2 separate regions of the Homo sapiens genome follow, and region 2 is linked to region 1. Evidence: chromatin contacts called from ENCODE Hi-C or POLR2A ChIA-PET data. All regions are on one chromosome and are shown on one strand. Each heading gives the region's core, a stretch centred on a gene start or an enhancer-like site at or near the end of the contact. The rest is flanking DNA. Distances are from core to core; before and after follow the strand shown.

Region 1 (6,645 bases), core at 2,453-4,952:
TGAGTCATGGCATGAGGCATAAGATGATCAAGTCTGTTACCAGGTGTGTGGGAGGTTTGGAAACCTGGCCAGAGAAAGGCCTAGGGATGCTCCCCGTATGGATTTAAGGGTCAGGGAGTCAAACATTAACCTGTACCCAATTTAATTTTAATCCTGTTCTAACACACAGTTCTCTTACTGTGTCAACTGAGGGAGTATTCCCAGATTGTTGAAGGAAACAAACCAATATGTTTTCTCATATTTACTCCTTCTTTGCAGAAGTCCTGCTTTCCAAAGAAGACTGAATGTAGAGCATGAGGTTACCAGTAAAATAAGGATGCCAATGCTGACTCTATAAGTGTTGTGAGATTAGAGAAATGCATATAAATACTCAACATGGTGCCTGGCAAATAGCAGGGCTCGAAACACCTTAGCTGCTGCTGTTACTCTGTATGAATTTACTTGTGATAATGCTGCTGCTGTTTCTGGGATTCCCCATTTCTCCTTTTTCTAGTCTAGGGTTTGGCTTAGTGATAACCCAAAATTGAAAATCCCACACACTGAGGATGGCACAAGGGATACAGAACTGATGGAGTGCTATTCAGGGGGTCTCAGTTTGATAGGAGGAATGACTGATGAGCATAGCAGCTGGTACAGCAGGAACTGTACCAAAGGCTTAAGTACATCTTCTCATTTAATTCTTTTAACAACCCAAAAGATAACTATAAGGAAACTTAAGCACAGGATGCAAAATAACTTATGCATAGTATGTAATTTGGAACAAATAATTACAGTACAACATAAGTGCCATAGAGACCTATGGAAATGTTGAAGAGAAAACTAGTAGAGGCAAGGAAAAGCTTCACAGAAGAGATAATGTTTGATGTGGGTTTTGAAGGATGAAATAGAGGTGGAGATTGGCAAGGCTGGAAGTGGAAAGAAGGATCACTTAGCAACCTGCAGAGAAAGGGGCAGCACATTCTAAGCAAAGGGAACCGTGTATGCACAAGCTTGGAAGTGTGGAAAAGGATGACCTGTTTGAGAAATGTAAGAAGTGTCCTATATTTTAGAATACACGGGAGGTGAGGAGAAGGAGGCTTGAGTTGAGCTGGAACTAGATAGATCATCAAAGATCTCATACACCAGAATGATAGGTTAAAACACCTTTTCTGTAAATTAGGAAAGGGCAATTTTAGTCAGGGAAGCCTCCTCGTCACATTTGTGGCTCAGAGGGAACACTAGGAACCAGAGTGAAGAGAAGTGAGATTGGAGACAAGGAGCCTAGTGTGGAGCTTACTGCAGAGGCTCTGGTGAGAGATGGTGAAGGTTTGAACCAAGGCAGTAACGGTGGTTGCTTTTACTTACACAGGGTACATCCTGATTGTCAATGGATGGACTATGAATGGAACATGACTATTCGAAGTATAAAAATTGACGCTTGACCATGTTCTCTCTGTGGGAGTTTTTAGGTAGCTTACAAAACTTTTGAGGAATTTACATTTTCAACTAATGAGATAAATCAGGGTAATGCCATAAATGCAATGTGCAGTTGAATTTTAGCAATGTGGACAGGTTGGTTCATGGTAGAGAGAAGTGAATCTGAGCCATAGCCTATCTGAAAAGAAATACCTTTTCTAGCTTTATATATAGAAACTAGAACTAAGTTTAACATTGTTGTCTAATATATATTTTTTGGCATGTCATCAAGAATTTCTTGGGCCAGGCATGGTAGCCTATGCCTGTAATCTCAATACTATGGGAGTTTGAGTCAGGAGGATTGCTCAAGCCCAGGAGTTCAAGACCAGCCTAAGCAAAGAGGCGAGATCCTTTTGAAATTACCAGGGCATGGTGTTATGCATCTATAATCCTAGCTACTTGGGAGGCTGAGGTGGGAGGATCACTTGAATCTAGGAGTTCGAGGCTGCTGTGAGCTATGATTGTGTCAGTGCACACCAGCCTGGGCAACAGAGCAAGATCCTGTCTCTAAAAAATAAAAATAAACTAAAAAAATTTTTTAAAAGAATTTTAAAAAAGTTTTTACATTTTGTACTTAATGAATTTGATTTAAGCATAGTGATTTGGTATAAATCATTGTAAGTCCTAAATGTAGGGAGGGCTGAATCAGTGACATTTTACTATATATAGATTGTGTTTTATGAGATGGAGTTAAAGCTTGTGGAGTGTACTTGGATTATGTCTGAGTTTATATTGCAGCCTTGGTCTAGGACTATATGCTCTCTGAAAGAAAGGTGAAGATATTATATTAACAGCTTATGCTAAATATAGAGAAGGGAGGAAGTAGCTTACTGCTAGTTCTTTGCCCTGAGCAGAAGTCCTTGGAAAGCTACTGAGGGCAAAGAGTGAAGCCTTCAGAAAGGTTGTTTACCAGGAATATTATAAGATTATAATGCAGAAATACCTTCACTCTACCTTATACCCTGAAGAAATATTTGCATATTCTTTTTAAGTCTAAAGGGCTTCCTTACCTGCAATGTGTAAGGAATAACATCTGTTTTCAGAAAATTCTCTAAACATTTTATTTATAGTAACATAAATCAGTCATGGTAATTTCTTATAATGTGGTTCTGTTACTCTGTTAGGCCACATCTGTTTTGGCTTTGCTTGCCTTGGAAGCCAACAAAAGAATTCAGTAGCAAATTCTTTTTTCCTATAGATTTATATTTTTGGCCTTGCTTTAGTTTCTTTCCTGAATTTTCTAACAGGCATTTTTTTTTCTTTCTTTCCTTTCATTGACTTACTCAAAAGTTGAATGATGTGTAATATTCTTCCTTTCTGAAACTCTTAGCCTTGGTAATCAATGGGCAGGTATTTTTGAAGTTCTATATTTTCCCTCATGAATTGAGATTTAGCTTTAGCTTCTTCTAATTACCTCCTGTCATTCTTCTTTCTCTTTTCTTCCCCAGAATATGTTAAAGATATATTTTACATTTTGGCTTTCCCTGGAGAAGGAAGGTTAATATTCAATAAAACCTCTTTTAATAAGATTCTTGCAGAGGTCAAGTTTACCAAATTTCAGGATTAGTTGAGTCTGAGACTCTTCCAGCCCCAAATAAAATTTTGGTAACCTACCACCTCCTAATCTGATTTTCTTCCTGTTTTCTCTATGTTATAAAACAGCACTTCATTTACCCAATTAGCCAAATTTGAAGCCTTCTGTTTCCCTAAGTCTACATTCCCTACATTCCTCTCTGTATCTGATGAGTTACCATGTCCATTGGATTCCATCTTTTCTTTATCTCCTGTCAATGACATGACCCAGGTTCATTCTTTCTATAGCTTTTTAAGCTTCCTGTTCTCCCTTTTTCTGGATTCTTTTCTGCCAAAGCAACCTCCTTATTGACATTTGAGTGAATTCTCTAAAACCATCCTATTTCTAACATTTTTGTAGTCCTTTCGGTATTATATTAATGTATCTTAAAGATTAAAAACTCAAATCCTGATTTTTCTAGATTTCAAAATTAAGAAATAATGACCTAAGATTAGGCCTTCTCTGAAGCCTAGAGTTAAAATAGGAAATATTTACTGTAGGAGCTACATTTTTTAGGATATATTTACAGATAAATTTGGTGAGGCTTTCCATTGACTAGTAATAATTTAACTAAGAAGCATGTGATTTTAGAATGAACTGAAAAGAACCCATTAATCTACATTTGGTTTTCATTGTCTGCTTTGAGTGAATCACTGATACCTGGTTGCCCACTACAGTGCTGACTTTGTTCCAGAGACTCACAGCATTGCCTCATATTGTCGAAGTGGAAGTTGTGGGGGAGGAACACTTGTGTAAATATTTGCCTGCATTTTATCTGACAGTTTTGGAGACTTCAGCTAAAACTATTCATAAATTGTTGAAAGATCCAATTGTGGCAGCTTTAAAAGGATCATTAAGCAAAAATAAAGATTTCTTAGGAAATCTAATTTTAGTCTCTAAATATAATAATGGAACCCTGCACTGAATAATAAATTAGTGGATCATCATTCCTCATTCAGCAAATATTTATTGAGCACCTATATGGGTGGCATTATTCTAGGGGCTTGGGATACATCAATATATAAAACAGATAAAGATCCCTGCCTTTGTAGAGCTTATATTTCAGAAGCAGGAGGGAGAAATAAACATGAATAAGTATACAATCATGTGTTGCTTAATGATGGTGATCGGTTCTGGGAAATGCGTCATTAGACAGTTTCATCATTGTGCCAACATCACAGTGTGTACTTACACAAACCTAGATGGGATAGCCTAATGTACACCTAAGCTACATGAGATAGCCTATTGTTCCTAGGCTACAAGCCTGTAGAGTATTACTGAAGTAAATACTGTAGATAGTTGTAACACAATGATAAGTATCTGTGTATTTAAACATAGAAAAGATACAGTAAAAATATAGCATAAAAGATAAAAAATGGTATGCCTGTATAGGGCACTTACCATGAACGGAGCTTGCAGGATTGGAAGTTGCTCTGGGTGAGTCAGTAAGTGAGTGGTGAGTGAATGTGAAGGCCTTGGACATTACTGTGTACCACTGTAGATTTTATAAACACTGTACACTTAGGTTACACTAGATTTATTTAAAAATTTTTTCTTTCTTCAATAATAAACTAACCTTAGCTTGCTGTAACTTTTTTTTTTTTTTTTTTTTTTTTGAGATGGAGTCTCACTCTGTCGCCCAGGCTGGAGTGTGGTGGCATGATCTCGGCTCACTGCAACCTCTGACTCCTGGGTTCAAGCGATTCTCCTGCCTCAGCCTCTTGAGTAACTGGGATTACAGGCGAGCGCCACCATGCCCGGCTAGTTTTTGTATTTTTAGTAGACACGGGGTTTCACTAGCCTAATGTACACCTAAGGCTGGTCTCGAACGCCTGACCTTGTGATCCACCTGCCTCGGCCTCCCAAAGTGCTGGGATTACAGGCTTGAGCCACCGCACCCAGCCATTAGCTTGCTGTAACTTTTTTTACTGGATAAGCTTTTTAATTTTTTTAACTTCATGTCTCTTTTGTAATAATACTTAGCTTAAAACACAAACATATTGTATAGTTATAAAAATATTTTCTTTATATCCTTATTCTCTAAGCTTTTTTCTATTTAAGATTTTTTTTTATGTTTTAAAGTTTGTTTTTTTTTAAATGAAGATACAAACACACACATGATCCTAGGCCTACACAGGGTCAGGAACTTTAATATCACTGTCTTCTGCCTCCACATCTTGTCCCGCTGGAAGGTTTTCAGGGGCAATAACAGGCATAGAGCTATCATCTCCTATGATAACAATACCTTCTTCTGGAATACCTCCTGAAGGACCTGCCTGAGGCTGTTTTACAGCTTTAAAAAATAAATAAATAGAAGGCATACACTCTAAAATAAAGATAAAAAGGCTGAGTGCAGTGGCTCACACTTACAATCCCAGCACTTTGGGAGGCCAGGCAGGAGGATTGCTTGAGTCCACGAGTTTGAGATCAGCCTGGGCAACATAGCGAGACCCTGTGTCTACAAATAATTTTTAAATATTAGCCAGGCGTGGTAGCATGCACCTTGTATTCTCAGCTACTAAGAAGGCTGAGGTGAGAGAATCGCTTGAGCCTGGGAGGTCAGGGCTGCTGCAGTGAGCTCTGATTGTGCCACTGCACTCTAACCTGGGCAACAGAGTAAGACCTCGTCTGAAATAAATAAGTATAAAGTAAAATAATGTTAAAAAGTATAGTATAGTAAATACATAAACCAGTCACATTGTCATTTATTATCATTATCAAGCATTATAACCATACATGTCTGTACATGCCATACTTTTTTATGACTGGCAGAGCAGTAGATTTGTTTACACCAGCATTGCCACAAACGCCCTGCAAAGTTAGGACAGCATCAGGGTGGCTATGTCACTAGGTGATAGGAATTACAATCTTACAGGACCACTGTCATATATGCAATCCCTCCCTCCCTCCTTTTCTTCCTTTTCCTTTCTCTCTCTCCTTCCTTCCTTCCTTCCTTGCCCTCCCTCCCTCCCTTCCTTTCTTTCTTCTTTTTTTTTTTTTTTCCAGGTTCTTGCTATGTCACTCAGGCTGGAGTACAGTGGCATGATCATGGCTCACTGCAGCCTTGATCTCCTGGGCTTAGCAATCCTCCTACCTTACCCTCCCAAAGTGATGGGATTACAGGAGTGAGCCACTGCACCCCGCCTGCAGTCTGTCTTTGACTAAATGTCATTGCAGTCCATGACTGTATATGTTAGAAGGGATAAGTACAATAGAGAAAAGAAAAAGATAGTGCAGGATAATGGGAATTGAGAATGCTCGGTTAGGGGGCCAGGTTTTAGTCTATGCTGTTTAGAAGAGTTCATTGAGAAGATAGCATCTGAAAAGGTGACAAATTATCACTTGTCCTATAATTATGACTACCAATTAGTTGCTAAGAAAATGTCAGGCTCTGAAAATTAAGAAAATATGGATCAGCCTGAGTGTGATGGCTCACCCCTGTAATTCCAACACTTTGAGAGGTAGGAGGATAGGTTGAGCCCAGGATGTCAAGACCAGCCTGGGTAACATACCGAGACCCTGTTTCTACAAAAAATAAAAAAAATTAGCCTGGCATGGCACTTAGCTGTGGTCTCAGCCACTTAGGAGGCTGAAGCAGGAGGGTCGCTTGAGCCCAG
Region 2 (6,645 bases), core at 1,637-4,136, 46 kb before region 1:
GTTTGCTGCCTAGATCTAGGCACACAGTATTGATTAGAATGTTTGGAATCAGCATTCCTTAGATGTTTCTTTACAGAAAAAGTACTGACTTTTAAAAAAGGTAAGTGTCAAGTGGTTATAAAGATGGTAGCTAGCGTAAAGGCCAAATGTTTTTTTTTCCTTTGAGGCAGGTTTAACAGACTTAGTAACACACTAAAATCTGTGAAGTTTAATTTGTCTTTGGGCAGCCGATTTTAATTTTCTGACCAACATAATCAGAATAAGAATAGAAGCTTCAAATTACTGGCTGTTGAGGCATAGTACATAAAATTGAGGGTTACGTTAATGAAAATTTAAATGGCTAGCTGTACTTACGTGTCTCCGTCCTATCATTTATTCAATATTTTTTGAGTTTCCTCTGTGTAATAGGTCAATATTCTCCTAGAATTTAAGGCTAATAGGGATGATGAAATTAAGTAATTTCAGAATTGTTTAATTACAGATTTATAAAGTACTTGGCAGGCTCTTAATTATTTATCTTTGTTAATTTTATCATGAATGCACACAAGGTATTCTGGATCAGAGACATTTCATAATAATAAATGTATTGGCCTGCTTTTGCCCTAGTCCTTACCCCTAGGATGATGCTATAAAAGCCAGGTCAATTGTCCTGCGTGAGTAGCCAGACACTCTGTAGGTGGGGGACAAGGAAAAATTATTTTTCTCTCCTATGAAGGGGAAATAGGCAACTGTCCCCCTCCCCTCATGAAATGGTCACTTAGGAAAGGTAATAAGCCTAAATCCTAACTCCAACCCTTTGGCATATCTGGAGTTTTATCTCTTTTTACATACAAATATCTAGGGAGATAGCTGTACCCCTTTTCTTAGCACCTTGGAAGCTTGGCCTAGGGAACTGCTCCAGGCTGTAACCTTTCAAACTTCTCTGGGAAATGAGAGAGGGTTTTATTATCCTTCCAGACCAGTTGAAAACAAAAGATCTAATCCTTATGGCATGCAGAAATGTTGCCAGGACCCTAGAGCTTTTTAGAAGAACATTGAGAAATCCATGGACATTTTATGTCTTAGTCTGTTTTCTGTTGCTATAACAGAATACCACAGACTAGATAATTTATAAAGGAAAGAAGTTTATTTTGGCTCATGGTTTTAGCAGCTGGAAGAGCATAGTGTCTTCTTGCTGCTTCATAACATGGTGGAGGGCATCACATGGTGAGAGAGGTAGAGCAAGAGAGGTGAGGGAAATTGCTTTTACGACAAAGTCACTCCATCAATAAAGAGCACACTCCTGTGATAGTGACATTAATCCATCAAGGAGGACAGAGTCCTCATTAATCTATTCATGAGGACGGAGGGATTAGGTTTCTAACACATGAACTTTTGGGGGATACACTCAAGCCCATAGGATTTTATTTTCCCACAGTATTATGGGAAAAAAAGGGTTTTATTATATCCTTGTTAGAAGTGAAGGGTTGGCTATCTGCTCTAGAGGTTCAGGTAAAGCTTCCCTCCTCAGGGAACTGAGGGTAAGTAGGAATTAGCCAGTAAAAAGAGTGAGGGTAGATGAGTAAAGGCACTTCAGGCAATGAGAACAATCCATGTAAAAGTCCTTAGGCAAGAAAGTGATTGGCTGGTTCAGGGAACTGAAAGATGAGTGTGGGTGGGGCCCAGGGATGATGGGGTATTTTGAGGTAGGCTGGAGCCAGGCCAAGCAGGGTCTCTAGAGAGAGCAAATTGATAAATGTGCATTTTATTTTAAGTGCAATGTAGAGCCATGAAGTACTTTTTTTTGCTTGCTTGCTTGTTTTGTTTTTTAATCGAAGAAGTAACCTGATCAGATTCATGTTTTGAAAAGACTCCTGGCTCCTGTGTGGAGAAAGGATTGGAGGAGAGGAAGAAGAGATAGAGAAGAATTAGAAGGTGATACAGGCTGGGTACGGTGGCTCACTCCTGTAGTCTCAGCACTTTGGGAGGCTGAGGTGGGTAGATCGCTTGAGCCCAGGCGTTTGAGGCAGCTTGGGCAACAAGGCGAAACCCCTTCTCTACAAGGAAAAAAAAAATTAGCTGGGTGTGGTGGCACATGCCTGTAGTCCCAGCTACTCTGGAGGCTGAGGTGGGAGGATCACTTGAGCCTAGGAGGCAGAGGTTACAGTGAGCCAAAATTGTGCCACTGCACTCCAGCCTGGGCAACAGAGTGAGACCTTGTCTAAAAAAAAAAAAAAAAAAAAAAAAAAAAGCAGGTGATACAATATTGGGATGTATTGTAGAGGGCTGGATTGGGGTGGTTGATGGTAGAGATGAGGTTAAATGAAAGGTTTTGAGAGTTTGTTTTTCTTTTTCCCTTATGACCTCATGAAAGAAGATTTGAGAGCTTTTATGAGACAGAAATGAGGGGACTTTGATTGATTGGATGGAAGAGAGACAGGATCACGAGTTAGTTTTATACATATTGAGTTTTGTTTTGTTTTGTTTTTGAGACGGAGTCTTGCGCTGTTGCCCAGGCTGGAGTGTAGTGGCGCAATCTCGGCTCACTGCAACCTCTGTCTCCCAGGTTCAAGCAATTCTAGCTGCCTCAGCCTCCCTAGTAGCTGGGATTACAGGCGTGTGCCACCACACCCGGCTAATTTTTGTACTTTTAGTAGAGACAGGGTTTCACCATGTTGGCCAGGCTGGTCTTGAACTCCCGACCTCATGTGATCTGTCCGCCTCAGCCTCCCAAAGTGCTGGGATTATAGAGGTGAGCCACCGCGCCCAGCCCATGTTGAGTTTTAAATGCCTTTGAGAAAGCCAGGTGGAGATGTGCTGAGGGAGAGAGTGGAGAAAATGTGAAATAGCCCTTGCCGAGAATGGGAGAGCAAGTCTACTGATGAATCATTTCCTGCTCTTCCCTCTGCCTGGGACTTTGCCCGCAGATTCTTCACTTTACTCGGTCCTCTAATTCAAATCTCAGTTCTTGTATCAACTCCTTGAAGAGCTTTTTCAAGCTACTTAAGTTAAAATAGAACCTCCTTTCCCAACAATAACTTTCTGATCATCACTGCTCTAATTTAAATGTGTCCCCCAGCATTCATGTGTTGGAAACTTAACTGCAACACTGCAACAGTGTTGGGAAGTGGGGGCTAATGGAAAGTGTTTAGGCAGTCCCCTTGTAAACAGATCAACGCCATCACAAAAAGGGCTCGCTCACTTGTACTCTTTGCCTTTCCACCCTCTGCTCTGCGATAAATAGGGCTCTCACCAGATGCTGGTGCTTGGATCTTGGAATTCCCAGCCCCTTAAAACTTGAGAAAATAAATTTCTGTTATAAATTATGCAGTCTCTGGTATTCTGTTATAGTAGCACAAGATGCACTAAGACAATCACCTTCCTTTATTTTCTTAACACTTATCACCAGCTGAAACTATCTTCTTAACTTGATTTTCTTAGGCAAAATATCTACTCACATCCTTTGCCCATTTTTAAATTGGGTTGTCTTTTTATTGTTGAGTTGTGCGAGTTCTGTATATATTCTCGATACTATACCCCTACCCAGATATATATGATTTGCAAATATTTTCTCTCATTCTTTGGTTTGTCTTTTCACTTTCTTGGTAGTGTTTTTTGTTTGTTTGGTTGGTTTTTTTTTTAAGACAGGGTCTCATTCTGTTGCCCAGGCTATGGTGCAGTGGCATGATTATAGCTCATCATAACCTCAAACTCCTGGGCTCAAGGGATCCTCCTGCCTTAGTGTGATAGTGTTCTTTAAGGACAAATGTTTTTAATTTTGATGATGCCCAGTTTATTAATATTTCTTTTATTGCTTGTGCTTTTGGTATCATGTAACCATTGCTGATTCCAAGGTCACAAAGATTTATACCTACGTTTTTACCTAAGAACTTAATAGTTTTACCCTTTAAATTTAGGTCTTGGATCCATTTTGAGTTAACTTTTTTTTATGGCATAGGGTAGGTATCCAGCTTCATTCTTTTACATATGGTTTAATCATCATTTGTTGGAAAGACTATTCCCTATTGGATAGTCTTGGCACTCTTGTAAAAAAAAATCACTTGATTATGTATGTATGGGTTTATTTCTATACTTGCAATTCTATTCCATTGATCCTATGCATATCCTAATGTCAGTACCACACTGTCTATTATTACTGTGGTTTTGTGTTGCATTTTGGAATTGAGAAGTGTGAGTCCTCCAATGTTGTTCTTTTTTTGAAGTTTGTTCTGGCTATTCTGGGTCCCTTGCAAAACCACTGAATTTTAGCATCAGCTTATCAATTTCTACAACAGAAAAGGGGAGTTAGGATTTTGATAGGTATTATATTGAATCTGTAAATCAATTTAGGGAGTACTGCCATCTTAACAACATTAAGTCTTTCAATCTAAGAGCATGAGGTATCTTTCTATTTATTTAGGTCTTCTTTAATTTCCTTGTGTTGTTTTGTAGTTTTCAGTGTACAAGTCTTATGCTTCTTTTATTAAATTTATTAATAAGTATTTTACCTTTTGATGCTATTATAAATGGAATTGTTTTCTTAGTTATATCTCCAAATTTTTTAAATCTGAAAGTATAGAAATACAATTAATTTTTGTTATTGAATTTCTGTTTGAAACTTTGGTGAGCTCATTTATTAGCTCTAATAGTTTGTTTTTGGTGTGGATTCCTTAGGATTTTCTTTGTTGTTGTTGTTTTTTGTTTTTGAGACGGAGTTTTGCTCCATTGCCCAGGCTGGAGTGCAGTGGCACAATCTCGGCTCACTACAACCTCCTGGGTTCAAGCGATTCTCTAGCCTCAGCCTCCTGAGTAGCTGGGACTACAGGCGCCCACCACTCCCAGCTAATTTTTGTATTTTTAGTAGACATGGGGTTTCACCATGTTGGCCAGGCTGGTCTTGAACTTCTGACCTCAAGTGATCCACCTGTTGCAGCCTCCCAAAGTGCTGGGATTACAGGTGTGATCCATTGCACCCAGCCCCCTAGGATTTTCTATATGGAAGGTTATGTCTTCTTCAAACAGAAATACTTTAAACTCTTCCTTTCTAATCTAGATGCCTTTATTTCCTTTTCTTGCCTGATTTCTCTGGCTAGTACCTCCAGTACAGTGTTGAGCAGGAGTAGCAAGATAAGACATTTTTGTCTTGTTCTTAGGTATAAAGCTTTTAATCTTTCATCATTACATATGCGGTTACCTTGGGCTTTTCATAGATGCCCCTTATTAACTCAAAGAAGTTCCCTTCTGTTTCTAGTTTGTTGAGTGGTTTTTATCATGAAATGGTGTTAGATTTTTTTAAAAGTACGTTTTCTGTGTCTTTTGAGATGATCATGTGATTTTTGTTCTTTATTTTATTAATATGGTATATTATATTGATTGTTTCTTATACGTTGACTCAACCTTGTATTCTTGGGATAAATCCCACTTGGTCATAGTATATAATCCTTTTTATATCTTGCTGGATTTTGTTCGCTAGTATTTTGTTGAGAATTTGTCCATCTATATTAGAAACAGATACTGTTTTTTACGTACGATTTTTTTTCTGGTTTTGGTATTAGAATAATACTAGCTTTATAGAAAAAATTGGAAAGTGTTCGCTCTTCTATATTTTGGAAGAGTTTGTGAAGGTATGTCGTTAATTCTTTAAACATTTTATAGAACTCACCATCTGGGCCTGCGCTTTTCTTTGTGAGAAGTTTTTTGATTACTAATTCAGTCTTTTTACTTATTTTACGTCTATTCAGATTTTCTATTTTTTCTTTAGTCAGTTTTGGCAGTTTATATCTTTCTTGGAATTTATTGGTTTCATCTAATTTGTTGTTCCTTGTATTTCCTTAGAATTTTTTTGTTTTTGTAAGATTGGTAATAATGTTTTTTTTCTTTCATTCCTGATTTTAGTACTTTGAATCCCCTTTTTTTTCCTTGGTCAGTCTAGCTAATGATTTATCAATTTTGTTGATTTTTTAAAGAACCAACTTTTGGCTAGGCACAGTGGCTCGCACCTGTAGTCCCAGCACTTTGGGAGGCTGAGGCAGGTGGATTGCTTGAGCTCAGGAGTAGCCCGAGAACCCCTTCTGAGTAGAACATATCAGTTCGATATTCCCACTTCATGGGGGTAATCCTGTTTTGTCATCCAGCTGAAAAGACAGTAGCATTCATTTCAGAGTGGTCCTTTTTTAAGGTACCGGGCCTTGTAGCTGGAGGCAGAGAGAGTGACAGTTACTGGGCTGTAGACCACATATCTATTTGTGCCAATTTGCTTGAAAAAGGACATTTGTTAGCAGGTTTCAGAACATTGGTAAGATAACACTCAGTAGGAAGATTGCTGGCGTTATGTCAGCTACCTTTCTTTCATTACCAGAAGCTACTAGGATTCATCAGAAATAACCTAATATTTGGTGAATGGCATTGGCTTAGACAGATTTGCTTCAGACCAGGAGGTAGCTGAAGATCACTGGCAGCTGGGACTTTCCTCCTTATCTCTGTGCTTCTCTTGCTGTGTAGGCTTGCTTTCTTCGCATAGAAGGCACAGGACCAGTGGCCTCTGTACCTCACAGCTTCAAGAGCAGATAGGAGGGAGCTCTTCCCTTTGCCCCGGTTGAAAAACTTCCTGGGAGATGACTCTGTCCTGCCCTGTGGGGTAGTGGGTCCTGTGATTGGTCAGCTTCC

Evidence for each region. Hi-C counts contacts between places; a loop is a spot of excess contacts on that map. ChIA-PET counts read pairs that join two places held with the same protein, here RNA polymerase II (POLR2A).
Region 2: a loop to region 1 is called in a map of Calu3, with 7 times the contacts of the local background. The contact joins two enhancer-like sites. A Hi-C loop is called at or near these places in 6 of 168 maps with a recorded cell type or tissue (CD14-positive monocyte, CD4-positive, alpha-beta memory T cell, Caco-2 and 3 more). POLR2A ChIA-PET finds 5 or more read pairs at or near these places in 7 of 52 experiments (A549, AG04450, CD4-positive, alpha-beta T cell and 4 more).

The regions. Positions count from the first base shown.
Region 1 is chr1:51,686,654-51,693,298 of GRCh38, forward strand. The region is part of intron 3 of OSBPL9 (oxysterol binding protein like 9); the gene reads left to right. Among named protein-coding and RNA genes, the nearest start is that of OSBPL9, 73 kb to the left of the region's middle. Within about 2 kb of position 3,703, at least 8 of the 41 ENCODE cell types and tissues checked have a DNase peak (open chromatin) inside an H3K27ac peak, as active enhancers do.
Region 2 is chr1:51,641,877-51,648,521 of GRCh38, forward strand. The region is part of intron 1 of OSBPL9 (oxysterol binding protein like 9); the gene reads left to right. Among named protein-coding and RNA genes, the nearest start is that of OSBPL9, 28 kb to the left of the region's middle. RefSeq lists a silencer at 5,944-6,152. Within about 2 kb of position 2,887, at least 7 of the 41 ENCODE cell types and tissues checked have a DNase peak (open chromatin) inside an H3K27ac peak, as active enhancers do.